Regions from separate parts of the Homo sapiens genome. Here region 1 is linked to region 2. A link is a loop called in an ENCODE intact Hi-C map of the cell type or tissue named here. Cell type or tissue: Calu3. All regions are shown on one strand. Region 1 holds the start of LOC105371076 (a long non-coding RNA gene). Region 2 overlaps GRIN2A (glutamate ionotropic receptor NMDA type subunit 2A).

The links. A loop is a pair of places that touch in the nucleus more often than their neighbours do. Peaks named below come from ENCODE experiments on the same cell type or tissue, not always from the same donor. Only the 100,000 strongest peaks of a DNase experiment are listed, where the experiment ranks them.
Region 1: it touches region 2 in a loop (4-fold over the local background); 4 of 110 quality-filtered maps call a loop at or near these places.

Annotation. Positions count from the first base shown.
Region 1 is chr16:10,028,261-10,036,260 of GRCh38, reverse strand. All of the region lies in intron 2 of GRIN2A (glutamate ionotropic receptor NMDA type subunit 2A), which reads left to right. LOC105371076 (a long non-coding RNA gene) reads right to left here and starts at 4,625. Exons shown (of 3, transcript XR_933061.2): 1 at 4,570-4,625; 2 at 2,402-2,602. In Calu3, no CTCF peak of the experiment used is centred here; no DNase peak of the experiment used is centred here.
Region 2 is chr16:10,118,502-10,126,501 of GRCh38, reverse strand. All of the region lies in intron 2 of GRIN2A (glutamate ionotropic receptor NMDA type subunit 2A), which reads left to right. Among named protein-coding and RNA genes, the nearest start is that of GRIN2A, 60 kb to the left of the region's middle. In Calu3, a CTCF peak has its summit at 3,776 (motif pointing right); DNase peaks (open chromatin) are centred at 3,761, 4,801, 5,361 and 7,011.

The DNA of each region.
Region 1 (8,000 bases), 90 kb after region 2:
AATTATATTGTTCAAGCCACCAAGTTTGCAGTACTTTGCCACAGCAGTTCTAGAGAACTAATGCTAATACCAATCACACAAAGTGATTGAAAAGGGGAGAAGTCCTGGTGAATTTCAGAAAAACCCCTGATCTCAGTTATGCAAGTGAGATCATCAGGGGAATCTGAATCATTCATCGTTTTTACCTGAAAGCAGTAGGCAGAAAGGAAATTAAATTCCATAGAAATCCATTAATCGTGCTGGGCATGGTGGCTTACGCCTGTAATCCCACCACTTTGGGAGGCCCAGGCAGGCGGATCACTTGAGGTCAGGAGTTCGAGACCAGCCTGGCCAACATGGTGAAACCCCGTCTCTGCTAAAAATACAAAAATTAGCCAGGCATGGTGGCAAGCACCTGTAGTCCTAGCTACTGGGAAGGCTGAGGTATGAGAATTGCTTGAACCCAGGAGGCAGAGTTTGCAGTGAGCCAAGATCATACCACTGCACTCCAGCCTGGGTGACAGAGTGAGACCCTATCTCAAAAAAAAAAAAAAAAAAATCGATCATCCAGTGCAGTGGTTCTCAAAGTGTGGTCCCTGGACCAGCAGCATCAGCATCACTTGGGAATGCAGATTCTTGGGCTTCCCCTGAGATCTCCTGGTCGGTGACTCCAGTGGGTGATGCCCATGCACACTCAAGTTTGAAAGCCCCTGGCCTAGGGTCTGTGAGACCCTGGAGAAGTCAGGCAGAGCTTCACAGGGGAGGTGACACATGAGATGTGCCTTGAGGGATAGGTAAGGGCTTTGAAAGGAGCCAGGGAAGGACATTTGAAATGGAGCAGAGGCAGGGAGATATAGATGTGTGAGACTTCTTCAGAGGAGCAGTACAGTTTGGAGGGTATATGGAGAGGAGGGTGAGAGAAAGGAAGTACAGACACATGGTGGGCAGTGAGGATGGGTGGGGAGTGGTGGCTCACATCTGTAATCTCAGCATTTTGAGAGGCCAAGGCAGGAGGATCACTTGAGTCTTGACATTTAAGACCAGAGTGAGCAATATAGCAAGACCCTGTCTCTACAAAAAATACAAAAATTAGCCAGGTGTGGTGACGTGTGCCTGTAGTCCCAGCTACTCAAGAGGTTGAGGCAGGAGGTTCACTGGAGCCCAAGAGTTCAAGGCTGTAGTGAGTTGTGATGGTGCCACTGCACTCCAGCCTGGGTGACAGAACGAGACCCTGTCTCTAAACACGTTAAAAGAAAGTGAAGATGAAGTCAAAGATGTTGTCATGTTGTAAAGGATTTGTGAGCCAGGATGAGTTTATATTTAATGGGGGCCGCTGAAGAGTTTTAGAAAGATTACTGTAGGCTAAAGTATCAATGTGTAATTTGGGTATATGTGTGATATTCAAATTAGCTGACCTATTAGGACTGTCTCAGCCAACAAATCACTGAATGCAGACAGTCAACCATGCTTTCTGAAAATGCAAAGTCCTAGTGGTTCTTGAGATGAGTGGAGGGGTCACACCAATGTCAGGAGAACTCTAGATTTGGGGAATCTTTAAGAAAGCCAAGGACCAGTAAGTCTCCTGAATAGATAGACCAGTTTTCTTCCACCTGGGACTATTAAAGATGAGTGACACCTTTACCTCTTGACCTTAATCATTCATTAGCCAGCAAGTCAACATCCTTCTCAAAGTGTGGCTCCATCAGTTCTGAGCCAGTTTTTTTTTTTTTTTTTTTTTTTTTTTTTGCTTTTTTTTGACGTGGGGTCTCACTCTTATCGTCCAGCCTGGGGTGCAGTGACACGATCTTGGCTCACTGCAACCTCCGCCTCCTGGGTTCAAGCACTTCTCCTGCCTCAGCCTCCCGAGTAGCAGGGACTATAGGCATGTGCTAACATTCCGGCTAATTTTTTGGATTTTTAGTAGAGATAGGGTTTCACCATATTGGCCAAGATGGTCTCGCACTTCTGGTCTCAAGTGATCAGCCTTCCTCAGCCTCCCGAAGTGCTAGGATTACAGGCATGAGCCACCATGCCCGGCCCTGAGCCAGTTTTGCCCCAAGTTGCTAAGCTTCCCTGATCACTGACCAGTCTGAAGGCAGATAAACACAAAGCCTTTGTCTATGGGACACTTATGATTTGGTTGCAGAGAAGGTGGACCTTCACACTGCCAATCTCAGTTCTCACGGCCGCCTGGCATCAGGAAGGCATTAATCTCTGCCAAGGCTCTGTCCTCTTCACCTTTCAGCAGGTGTTCCTTGCTGGTTGTTTGGCCCGGTTGATAGGAAAAAAAGAAGAGAGAGTGGGCCCGTGTGCCTCTGTCTCCTCTTTGCTCAATGACCCAAGAAGGCAGGAGAAGGAAGGCACTTCTCAGCTGCCTTTCCTATGGTTGGCTGCTGGGCTGGGATGGAGCTGGGGAACTTACCTCTTGTGACGAACGATGAAGAAGCAGGGATTTCATGCAGCATCAGCATACGCACAAGGCTGTGTTGGGAAGAACAAGGACAGGGCTCCAGAGAGGACTGACTGCAGCTGCCCCTTTAATGCTGGTCGCACATGCTTGCTTCTCTCTGGCTCCCCTCCCGGACTGCATGGATAGCTTTGTTCACACCTGAATGCCTGGTGCCTGGGTTCCAGAAAGGCATAGCTTTCATTTCTGAGCATTTTATATGTGCCTTGAGATTAACCATCACCATGAACAGATTTGGAAACAGGTTTGGAGGGATTACGAGACTTGCCCAAACACATTTAGCTTGATGGGGAGAAGATCATGGCCCTGTTCTAACCCCTCACTCTCAGTTTTGTTTCATCACATCATCCTGTTTATTTTCATCGTAGCTTGTATCACAATTGCCAATTTTCTTGCTTGTTGTTGTGTTTAGTGTCTGTCTACCCCTCCAGGCTCTGGGTTTCTGATAGCGGCACCTGTGTTTCCTGGGTTTACCTTGGTATCCTGAGTTGGTAACACAGGCCCATCATACAGCCAAAGCTCTACAGTGTTTGTTAACAAAATGAATGAATGAATGATTTGAACCCAGACCTATTTGGCCAAAGCCTCACTCTGTAACCTCTGCTCACTGCAGAGTTCCATGTGGTACAATCTTGCTTGGCAAATGTTGATGGAATTATAACAGTTCACGGTTGGTAGGTGGGGGTGTCAGATACATGCATCTGGGAAAGTCACAGAAATTCACCCCAATATAGGTATAATCACGTGCCCAGGAATGCAGGGCAAACTTTGCCCACAGGTGCAAACCAGCTGGGGCACCTGTGGTATCCTAGGAGCCTGGTGTGCTTAAAAGCATGGTGTAGTCATGGGTTCGAGAAACTCTCCACTGGGTAAGGACACTGGATATATGGACACAAGAAACTCTCCATTGGTTAAGGACAATGATAAGGAAACTCTCCATTGGGTGAGGACACTGAACTCTTTCACATGAGCAGAGACTTATGTTAGGAGTTGCAGCTGGGAGTCAGGCAGAAGCTATGATGAAAGCTCTCTGGGCCTCAGTTTCCCCATTTGTTGTTTGGTGTGTGTTCCACCACTGTTGTTTAATGGCTCAGAGTGGAGACCGGCATTAAACTGTGTTCGTTCAACCCTGAATCCACCACTTTCTAGGGGTGTGCCTACTGGAAAGTTTTCATTTTCCTTGGTGCCTCAGTTCCTCGTCTGTGAAATGGGGATAATGATAGTATTTACCTTTGAAGGTGGGTTGCAAGGGCTGAAAGTTAATTTATATAAAGCACTTGGAACACATGGTAAATGTCTGGCTGTTTTGATGAGAAGATTCAATGAGATACTGACTTTTCATAATGCAAAAGGCGCTAAAAGAAACTCAGCAGAGGTGGCATTTAGATCAAGGTATCTCTGTGGAAGGTATCAAATTAGATGAAAGGCTTAGAGGTGGGTAGACCCACATTTAAAAAAAATCACTTAATTTGTACAGTGTGCGCCAATTGTTGTTTATAAAATATCATCCATTTTATGTCATTGAAGTCTCCCATGTCTCTCTGGCATAGCCATCGTTACCCAAGGCTCAACAAGCTTGAAGTAGCTTGTTTGAAGGTCACAGCTCTTTAGTTATTTGTTCATGGATTTCTTGAAAGCCTACTATATGCTAGGCTCAGCATAAAATGGGGTCCAAAACCAGGTGCTGTTTCTGCTCATGTGAATCTGACAGTCTAGAGAAGGAGGGACATATTTCAAAAAAGTATCATGCAAGTAAATACGATGCGCTGTAATAAGTACTGTGTGACCCACCCAGGAAGGTCAGAGAAGGTTCCCTGAGGACATGGGCTGAAACTGAGATGTGAAGACTAGGGTGGGTGACAGAGGGAAGGGAAAAGCATTGCAGGAAGTGGAAAGAGACTGGGCATAGGCCCTGTGGCCGGAGGGATCATAGCAAATGTCTGGTCTGAAAAAAATTGCCTGAGAAGACCCTGGTGCTTGGAGGGTAAGAGTGAAGGAGGTCAGAGCAGAACCGTGCTGAGACCCTCAGGCCACATTTGGGTGTTGCATCTTTGCTATAAGAGCAGAAAGAAACCACTAAAGATTTTAAAGCCAGGGTGGATGGTGGTGAACATGAGATTTACCTTCCAGAAGCATCCTCTGGTGGCCACGTGGAGAACTGGCTGCAGGGGAGAGGAGTGCAGGCAGTAAGTTACAGTTGCTAAGAAACATTCACCATTCCATGGGTAATTATTGTGCACCACTGTCTACGGGCTCTCTGCTGGGTGCCAGGAACGCAGCACTGACCACGACAAAGCCCCTGCCTTAGAGAGATGACGTTTCTGTATAAGGACAGAGACGGCAAATGGACAAGCAAGTGAATGAATGTGGCAGGAAGCAGTGTGGCTGGGAAGAAATACTTAAAAGCAGGGCGAGAGACTAGAGCATATTGGCTGCCATTTAGGCAGGAAAAACCTCTTGTGCTGACATTTGAAGTGAAGGGACACCCATGTGAGTATCTGGGGGAAGGGCTTTCCAGGGGGCAGCACAGCAATGGCAAAGACCCTGAGGTGGGAACAGGCTCAGGGTATTGGAAGACCATCATAGAAGTCATTGTGGCTGCAGAGAAGGATTAAAAGAGGCAGATTGTAAAGGCCACATTGAGGATTTACGTATTTTATTTAGAGGGTGAGAAGAGGCCATTGGAAGCCAGATCTGGGAAGTGACGTGAACTAAGTGCGATTCCAGCGTAGGCTTCTTCTCTTCTCAAATTCTGGCCCCCACACCACTTTCCCGAGTTCAGATTTCTCCCTGGCCTCATGATAGTAGTATTTTTAACAAGTCAGCAGCCAGTATGGCAGAGCCTACCCCCTAGATGGTGCATGAGACATACCAAAGAAGCTTCACTTTTCACTTTTTTAGGGCAACAAATAATACATCTATTTATTGCTTTTTCCACTAGAATGTGGGCACTTTGACAGCAATTTTGCTCACTGCTGTATCTCTGAAGCCTTAAATAGTATCTGAGATTGTAGCTGTCGATAACTATTTGCTGAGTTAATAGATGATCACCCTGCACTTAAGTTTCTATGTAATGACTCCTGGCCAGAGAGCAGAGATTCAGCAAAGAAGAAGGTAAAAAGAAGGGAAAGATGAGAGAGACCCCTTTATAACTCATCAATGTAAAAAACACAAAATAAAAAGTCTTGAGCTTAAGAGAGAATGCAGTAGAAAACATCAACAAGAAAACCTTTCTGTCTGAAAACGCCTGATCCTTGTGTGAGACCTTTCCAGGATATGTGGGTTTTCAGGTAGCATCTTCACCCCCAGGGCAACAGTAAGTGCAGGCAGGAGACCAAAACCAATACCCTTGCCCTCATCCCCATAGCAGGGGTGAAGTCTGAGCACGTGACTGGACACAGCAGCCACACGCCTTTGGTGTCTTCCAAGGAGGCAGTGTCTCACCTGTGCACATGCTATTCATACAAACACAACATGATCTGGAGCAGAGAAGGGCATAGGAAACTCAGCAGGGGTATATTATATTTTCTGCCAGAACTGACAGTAATATTGAATGATGAGAGAAATGCAGTAATATTGAAGGACGAGAGAAATGAGAGTTGTATAACATTTAATGATTTTTTTTTAAAAAATCACCCAAGAACGTGAAGATGATTTGAAACGCCTCTGAAAATGATCCCTTCCTGTCCATAGGCAGCCCAGCTTGCACATAGCCCGTGCTTGCTTTACACAATCAGTGATAAACTTTGAAGATGCTGCAGCCTCCATTGAGTTTCTTTTTGTATATATATACTTTTATTTATTTATTTATTTTTTTGGAGACAGAGTCTCACTCTGTGGCCCAGGCTAGAGTGCAGTAGTGCAATCTCAGCTCACTGCAACCTCTGCCTCCCGGGTTCAAGCAATTCTCCTGTCTCAGCCTCCTGAGTAGCTGGGATTACAGGCATGCAGCACCACACCTGGCTAATTTTTGTATTTTTAGTAGAGACGGGGTTTTACCATGTTGGCCAGGCTGGTCTCGAACTCCAGACCTCAGGTGATCTACACCCCCTTCGGCCTCCCAAAGTGCTGGGATTACAGGCGTGAGCATTGTGCCAGGTCTGAGTTTCTACTTTAATTGGCTGCCTTACGCAAACCATGAAGAAGCCCCTGCATGAATAAGGCAGGAAACTTTTTAGTCCCAGACTAGGTGAGACATATGCCGTATCCCCAAAATAAATGTTGGGGCATTAACTTTTAATTGCTGCATTATGTTTTACTGTTTACTGTTTTATACAGCATTCTTGTTCTTTTTTTTAAAATACTGTTTTTCTTTTGAGTCTACGTGACTGCAGCCTTTACGCCTCTAATCCCAGCACTTCGGGAGGCCGAGGCGGGAGGATCACCTGACCTAAGGGGTTTGAGGCCAGCCTGACCAACATGGAGAAACCCTCTCTGCTAAAAATACAAAAATTTGCCACGTGTGGGTGGTGCATGCCTGTAATTCCAGCTACTTGGGAGGCTGAGGCAGGAGAATCCCTTGAACCTGGAAGGCGGAGGTTGCGGTGAGCCAAGATTGTGCCATTGCACTCCAGCCTGGGCAACAAGAGCGAAACTCTGTCTGAAAAGAAAAAAAAAAAAGTGTGTGCAATTGGGGTGGGGAGGTATAGTGCTCTTCTTGTAGACTCTCTCTCCCAATTTTCCATAGATAAATGGATTCAGTGGGGACAGAAAGAGGGCCACTCCAGCTCTGGGGAGAAATGAGAGAGTTGGGAAAGTGAGATCCCTCTGCATTTGGTTGTGGATTATTAGGAGACTAAGAAGGAAACCAAAGAGGACTCCCCCTTTCCTATATTACTTGATTAACATTAGCTATAATAACAAATAATTCCTGCAAAATTTTAATGCCTTAGCACAAGATTTGACAAGCTGTGGTTCTCCAGCCCAATTTGGGCCCTTGTTTGTTTTTGTGAATAAAGTTTTATTGGAACACAGCCACACCCATTTGTTTACAGATCATCTAAGGAAGCTTTTATGCTATGATAACAGAGTTGAGCCATTGTGAGAGAGACTGCATGGCCTGCAAAGCTCAAAATATTTACTCTCTAGCTCTTTACAGAAAAGTTTGCTGACCTCTGGCTTAACAATAAAGCTTACTTTTTGCTAACCTGATGGTCCAATGGTGGGTATTCCTGGGGTCAGCAGGCAGCTTCTCTTCATGTGGGGATTTAAGAAGTCAGTCTCCACTATCTTGTGGCTCTGCCATCTTCTAATAACTTAGGATTTTCTGCAAGCAGCCAGAAAATCCAGGAAGCAGGAAGGAGAGAAGAAAGGGTGTCCTATCTCTCCAAAACTCTGGCCCACATCCTGTTGGATGAACGAGTCACATGGCTACACCCAGATGCAGAGGTGCTGGGAAGTGTCCATGGCTGGGCAGCTGCCTCCCAGCGACAGTGCCACACTGTGTAAATGGGAGCACACATTCATTTTGGACCTGTAGCCATCACCACCATGCTCTTTCCCTACTATGCCAGATACCTGCATTTGAATCATGGCTGTGCCACTTACTGACTGT
Region 2 (8,000 bases):
CAATACTGCAAAATATTTGAAATACGGTAATGAAACTGGCTGGGCACTGGCTCTTGCCTCTATTTCTAGTGCTTTGGGAGGCAGTGGCAGGAGTGTTGCTTGAGGCCAGGAGTTTGAGACCAGTCTGGGTAACATAGCGAGACCCCCCTCTCTACAAAAAATAATTTTTTTAAATGAGCCAGGTGTGGTGGTGCACGCCTGTAGTCTGTTTCTTGGAAGCCTGAGGCAGGAGGATCACTTGAGCCTAGGAATTTGAGGCTGCAGTGAGCTCTGATTGTGCCACTGCATTCCAGCCTGGGCGACAGAGCGAGATCCTATCTCAAAAAAAAATATATATATATATAAAGAAATCCATCAACTCACACAAAAATGTTGTTGATGGGACTTTGCATTATTCTTATAATTAAGAAAAGCAAAATGAAAATTCAGTAAGCAAAACAGTGCAGTTGGAAGGAGCTCTAAGCCTCCCTACTTCATTCTGGTGAAGGCAGGGAGTCAGGAAGGAGTCTGGGGCTCCTCCTGTCTGTGTCCTCATTTTGTCTCCCACCTCCTGGCCCCCAGTTTTCCTGCAGGTGTGAGTGTGTCAGACCTCCTTCTGCTCTGAGTGGGAGAGAACTCGCTGTACTCTAGGGAGCTGAGTTTGGGGAAAGACTGGCCCTTAAGCATCCTCCCACCCAGCCTTTACCCCCAGCTCTCTCTCCCTGTAGGACGCCTGATTTTCTTGGCAGAGGAAGAAGCTACCCTCCATCCACTTTCCCAGGGTAGGCAAGGCAGCCTCTTCCCCTGGGCCATCCAGCCTCCTGTAGGCCTGGGGCTTAGCAAAACAGCCAGGGAGGGGAGACTCGGAACAGTCTTTTTTTTTTTTTTTTTCCTCCCACCATGAGCAGTATGAGGATGATGCCTTAGCTCCATTGCTTTGCTCTCAGCCTTCAGACTTGCTGTAGGAGAATCTCTGCTGTACCCTGTCATGTCTTAGATTTGTGTAATTGAGGGAGGCCTCCCAGGCAATTTAAGTAGGGATTTACTTATTCCTTGGGAGTGCTGAGCTTGTAGTGGAGGAATGGTCTACTCACTAGTGTATTTACTCGACTTCTCCTAACAAGGGTCTTTCCACTTGGGGTTGTTCTGTCCAGCATCCCTTGGGACTTCCAGGGAAAGCCAAATATTCTTTGCTGCCCCTGCTTCTTCGACAATAAATGCAAAAAGTTTGAAAAAATCCCGTACTGGTGTTGTGTCACCAGGGTCAAAGACCTTGAATCTCTAGTAAGAAGTAGAAGGCGTCAAGAGGTCAAGTTCTGACTCCATAGTTTCAGGACATTGTGGGACTTGATTGCTGCAGTGTGAAATTTATGGTTTTGTAAGACAGATTTAAAACCCTTTCATGGCATCTTGTAGCCTTTGGAATAAAATCCAACATCCTCACCATGGCCTATGAAGAGACCCTGCATGATTTGGGCACTACGTGCTTTTTTGGGGCTTTGTTTGCTGTCATTTTCCTCCTTGTTCTTTCCAACCCTAGGGGCTTTGTCCTCATGGTTCCCTATGCCTGGAATGCTCTTCCCACTATTCTGCACTGGTTGACGATGACTTCTTCACAACTTGGCTTTTGGGGCATTTCCTTTGAGAGGGCTTCGTGACAGTCCTGCTAACCTTTTCCATAGGAGCCCTCATGTCATTAGCTGTACCACAACTTTAACTTGTATGTGTTCATTTACATGTTTCTGTCTCTTCTGTGAAATGGTTGCTCCTTGAGAGTGGGGCCTCTGCTCTGTCTTGTACAACACCTGACACACGGGCCAACTTATAAATATCATGAATGAATGAATGAATGGATAGCTCTCTAGTTATCAATTGTGACTGTATCTTTCCCTGCCATCTCCCAGCTCCGTCTCACCTGGACCACCTGGAAAAACCTCTTGTACCCCATAATTTCAGTGCCCCTGTCTGTATCTGAGGCTATGGAAAAGCTCTCTACCCAAGCACCAAGGAATCCTGCCCTTTTCCGCTTGCCCGGATAAACAAAGAGTTATCAAGGCTAAGTTGCCAGTTATGTTGGCTTCTTCTCCTGTTTGCTCTTGGGAGGATAGGATTTTGATTACAAGCATAACAGCCTCCAGTTATTGAGCATCTACTGCATACAGGGCAGGCACTTTGCATACATGATCCCTGATCTTCATAGTATCCCTACATGGTAGGTTTTATTATCCCAATGTTGTAAGTAAGCAAACGAAGGATCTCACAGGTCAGTTTGCTCCCTGGGCCACCTGACCTGTGCTCTTTTTTCCCTATACATCGTGGCCTAGGTTTTGGAACACACAAGGGCACGCACACGGCCCTTCTCAGACTATGACAATATAGTGCACTGCAATACCTCGCTTTTTTAACAACCTAAGCTGATGGGTTGAGTTGTGAGAGTCAGAAGCTTGCAATTTCACTTCATCTGTCTCTGGAGACTATTCTGGCTTTCTACTGCCTGGAAAGAAGGTGGGAACAAGGGCTCTGTGAGGGATGATTACACCAGGGCAGAAACAGCTCACCTCTTGAGTGCTCATGTGCCATACACTGTGCCGAGTGATTTATACATATAGCTTTCTGTAACCCACGGAGCAGCTCTATTTGTACTGTTATTTTGAGCACTATTCTGCAAATGTGGAAGCTGAGGCACACAGTAAGAAAGGGTAAACAGTGGAGGCTGGATGCAAACCCAGGTAGTCTGATTACAGAGTTTGAAAGCTCAGCCACCAGGTACCTACCAACCAGCTAAACAGATCTCATCATTCAAAGTGTGGTCCATGCACCAGCAGCTTTGACATCCTCTGGGAACCTGAATGCAGAATCTCAGGTCCCATCCAGACTGACCGAGCTAGAATCTGCCTCTTAACAAGATCCCTCGGCGATTCACGTGCATGTTAAAGTTTGAGAAGAACTGCCCCAGAAATTCTATGAATATAAAGTAAGTGCCATTTTCCTGAAGTCAAAAGCTGGAGATTTAGAGCATCAGTGTTCTTAGAAACAACGTGCGACTTCAGTATCTTGCAAACTATGGCATCAACGAGGAGCTGTTCCTTTGCTTGAGGGAATTAGTGATGACAAATGAATTTAGTATTTTCAACAAAAATAAAAGCAAGTTGAGCTTGCATAGTTGATCCAAGGCTTTAAAAAAAAGAGGCTGCTTCAGCCTGCAGGATGTTGTTGACATAGTATTACATCTAAGTACGCAGGGAGCCCCGAGCCAGGGTTGCTGGAGTGTCCCTATTGCAAGGGAAGTTTTGGCAAACACAATCTAGGGATTGAAAAGGTAACTCCTTCATTAGATCTGCCTGGAATTTACACATCTGCAAATGTGAGAGGACAAAAAGGACTTTTGATCCAAGAGAGATCGGCCCCATCTCCCTGTGCTGGGAAAAAACTTTGATTTTCTTCTTTGATGTGAAACATTGCCATTGCTAGCTGTATATTTGATCATAGTCACTGGACAACTTATTCAGCTCTAGTTCTTTATTAGGTCCTCATGGCTGCTTTCTTAGACATCGGAATCCTTAAAAAAGAGAATTTTATTTTATTTTTTAACCTTTCCCAGCTTATAAATGCCCCAGGGACCTGGAAATGTCCACGTGGGCTTTACCAATGATGTATGTCGTTCTGTTTGAGTCAAAATAATGAGTGGTTGCATAGATGATGATTGATATTGTGTATTTCCGAGTCGCCTCATTTTGGGGAAGGAATATGCTGATCGTGCGTCAATTTCCCTCAGGTTGGCTCTCCAGCAGGGGGCCCAAGAAGGTCTGCACCCTTTTCATGTTTCTTTGCTACTTCCTTTCATCTTGCCAAGTTACATTTAGCAGGATATTCATCTAATTCCTTTTTTAAAATTTTAATGCTCCCCATTTTTTGGGGGGGTGGGGGACAAAAAGAGCCTTTTAGGAAATAAGCATCAGGAACTAACTAATCAAAGCGAAACTTTCTGGGAGAGATCTGACAGCCGCATGCCTCTAATGACCTTCAAAAAGATCACGTGCTCCAGGCAATTACAGGATTTGGGAGAAAATAGCTCATTCTGAATAGCCGAACCTGCTGCAATGTTCATCACTTTGCAGCCGTGCCCCTACCTCCCCGCTTTTGTAGCTTCCTTACCCCGAAGCCTCCTGAAAGAGAGTTCACTTGGATTAAAACTCCTCCAGCTTTAACAAACTGCAAAGGGGACAGCTGATGCTAAAAAAGGGGATCTTGTGCACAGTGCCAGGTTTCTCCTGTAGCCAGAGTTTTTTTGGCTCTGGCTACAGAAGGTGCCTAATACATTCTGACTCATGGCCAAATATTATCAGGGGACTTTGCTGGTCAAGCTCTTGAATATGGGTGCAGCTGGAAAAATAACCTATTTGTCAATAGGTTACCAGTTTCACAGCTGGTAGTGCCCAGAAGGGCGCTGAATAAACTTCAGTGGGATCCCTGCTGCTTGGTGCTTGAAGTTCATCTGACGTGAAGCCTTTGTGAAAAGAGTATTCAGGAACCCAGTAGCAATCTTTTCCTTTATTTTAATTAGACCATGCTTCTCTCTTGTTTGCAGGGTTTTTTGAGATTTTATGCAAACTTTTAATGTTTTTGCCTGTCAGTGTTTCCATTATTTGAAATCTTTCATATTAAGTAAAATTAGCCAAGGCCAGTGCTATATTAAAGTATCAAAACTTTTAGCATTTGCTCACCCTCCTTTCCTGGGGAGAACAGGTTTCTCTACATGATTGCCTGTATGCTTTGCTATGAGTCATAGTTTAGAGAAAACCCCCACGTTCCTGTGCAATGAAAGAAGCAGCATAATGATCTCAACTCAGGCAGAATGGCCTGGAAACTCATGATATGTGGCTGCACCCAGTCGGTGCCTTTGCTTTGCTTGTGTTGGAGGTCTCTTGCATTAGTGTTATGAAAATAGATGATGAGCTCATGCCTTTGTGACTTTGTTTCTTGAGACCTGCCTGATTTCCATGGTCACAAGAACACAGAGAAAGATGTGTGGGCTCCCGGGGCTCTGCCTGACACTGTTGAGAGCGATTCCAGAGGAGAAGGTATCTGTGGGGTAATCTTCGGATGTTATTCTGAAAAGCCCCAACGTCTTCCTCATAACAGCTTCTAAGCTTGAGGACCAAGAGTTATCCTCTAAAAAGGTGTCCCCAAACAAGGTAGGTGACTTTCCCCCAGTGTTTCCAGGGGTGTGAGCCAAGACATGGGGCAAAATGATTAGGGGACCTCCTGGGTCTTGGAAGTGGTTTAATCCTTCCTGTAGCTCAATGTAACTGTCTGTGGTTGATGTCACTCGGAGTCAGGGGTAGGAGTGTGTGTGATACAGTGTAGCAGAGATGCCAATCTTTGTGGTTGCCCCACCCTTCTTGCTGTGGATTGCTGCTTTGACCAAGAGTGTTGGACCGATGAAAGTATATCCAGTCCTCAGTCTGAAATTTGACGTCTGTGGCTGGGTTTGAAAGGATGAGCTTAAATGTGGGCTTTTGAATTAGAAATAGAATAGGATTTTTCAGTTAGCATCGTGGATACAGGGGCTGAAAAGATGCCACAATGAGCTGAAGTTAGGAAGGATCAGGGGACAGCTGTGGGAGGAGGACAGTGTGGGGATGACTGGAGGGGAGTGGAAATAGGGGACCATGGGGCAGGGGAGTGGGGAGAGAATATGAAGGCTTCTGGTAGCAATCTGCATGTGTCCTTACAATAAACAGTTTCTCTTGAACTAACTGGAGTGGGTCTCTTTCCTTGACCATGCGGAAGACCTAATATAAGAAAGGAAACAAAGAGATTGCAGGTGTCTTCCAGAGAGAAGATCTGTTTTCCTGTGTGTTTTAATGTGGAGTCTCTTTCTGGTCTGCTTACCCACTCCTTGCCCCCTGCATCCACCCCCCTTGTATATTTTTCCCTTAATGAAAAGAAAATAGAGATCATTTTAATACAGAGGTAAAATTCTAGGGCCTCCCCAGAAAACTGTTTCATGAATGAGGAAGCTAAGAAAAAGGGCCACTGGCTTTAAAGCCCAGTAGGTTAAATAGGAGAACGGAGAAAGTTATAAAATGATTAATTGGTCAAGTTGGGATGGGAACCTTAGGTTATAATATCAAGATTTAACCTTGGCACTATGGACATTTTGAGCAGGAGAATTCTTTGCTGTGGGAGGGGCTGTTCTGTGCATTGTAAGATATATAGCAACATCCCTGGACTCTACCCACTAAATGCAGGTAGCAGTCCATAGTTGTGACAACAAATGTCTCCAGCCATAGACAAACATTTCCTGGTGGTAAAAATCTCCCCCAGTTGAATGTAAATTTGTTCAGCCATTGTGGAAAGCAGTGTGATGATTCCTAAAAGAACTTAAAACAGAATTATCAATCAACCCAGCAGTCTCATTATGGAGTATATCCCCAAAGGAATATAAATAATTATATAAAGATATATGCATACATATGTATTCTGCAGCCCTATTCACAATAGCAAATACATGGAATCCACCTAAACGCCCATCAATGGTAGACTGGATAAAGAAAATCTGGTACATATACAGCATGGAGTACTACATAGCCATAAAAAGAATGAACTCATGTACTTTGCAGCAACATGGATGGAGCCAGAGGCCATTATCCTTAGCAAACTAATGCAGGAACAGAAAACCAAATACTACATGTTCTTACTTATAAGTGGGAGCTAAACAGTGCGAACACAGGGACATAGGGAGGGGAACAACAGACAAATAGTTCTAATCGAGGGCGGAGGGTGGGAGGAGGGAGAGGATAAAAAACTACCTGTCAGGTACTATGTGCATATTACCTGTGTGACAAAATAATCTGTACCAAATGTGTGTACCAAATCCCTGTGACACACAGTTTACCTATATAACCTGCACATGTACCCCTGAACCTAAAATGAAAGTTAAAAAATAATCTTTCCCTGTTGAGAACCACGGGGCTAGACAAAAAGCCGCCTTCCTTCCTTTCTTGAATGAAGCTTTTGTTTGTTTGAATCTGCTGTTTATGAAGGGCTGTGGAGGCTACAGAGATGACTAAGGCACAGTCTCTTACCTGTATGAATTAACAGATTTCTGGAAAATATTAAGCATGAAAACAACTCATCAAATAAAGCTGGAAAATACCTTCCTCTTGGCTTTGAGTAACAGCAAAGATATCCACCTGTGTCAAATGGGTAACGCTCATTCTAAGTGTAATGAGGATCTAACCTGAGGTTCCCACCCAACTTGATTACTTTATAACTTTCTCCATCTTCCTCCTCCTACTGAATTCTGCTGGGTTTTAAAGCCAATGGGCTTTTTTTCCCTTAGCTTCGTAATTCAAAGGATGATGGTAGATGCTATAACAAATAAGCCCTCAAATATCAGTGGTATAACATAGTAGAAGTTTGCTTCCTGCTGATGTAATGGTGTTCCTGGTTGGTGAACAGCTTTCCTATGGCCATGCAGTGATTCAGGGACCTAGATTTCTGCCATATTGTGGCTCTTCCAGTCCCCTAAATCTCACTGTCTTTTCTTTCCAATCAGCAGAAAAATAAGTGAGGAGAAAACACGCCCCTTTCTTAAGAGTCCTGGCCTGAATGTGACTTTGTTTATGCTGATCTTCCATTAGAAAGGACAATTGGACTACTGATGATTTCCGATCAAGTAGAATAAATCAATATTGAATGGCTCATCTTGGCTAAAATTCTGTGACAGTCTCTGGTTATGAAAATTTACCATCAGGATCCTGTTCACATAGGACACTTTATTCAGCAGTGGGGAGAGTTTAGCAGAATTCTCTTTCTGCACAGTTTAAGATGGAGCTGGGAAAAGAACCCAAGTTTTTAGATACAGCAGTCTGTCTGCTACTTGAATCTTTTCTTCTCCGCCATACCAGGACTGGAAGACATAGATTGTGCCCAATTTCTATATCCTAATTACCTACCAGAGGATTGGGCATGTAAAATATTTTCAGAGGGGATGAATGGATGAGAAATATTGT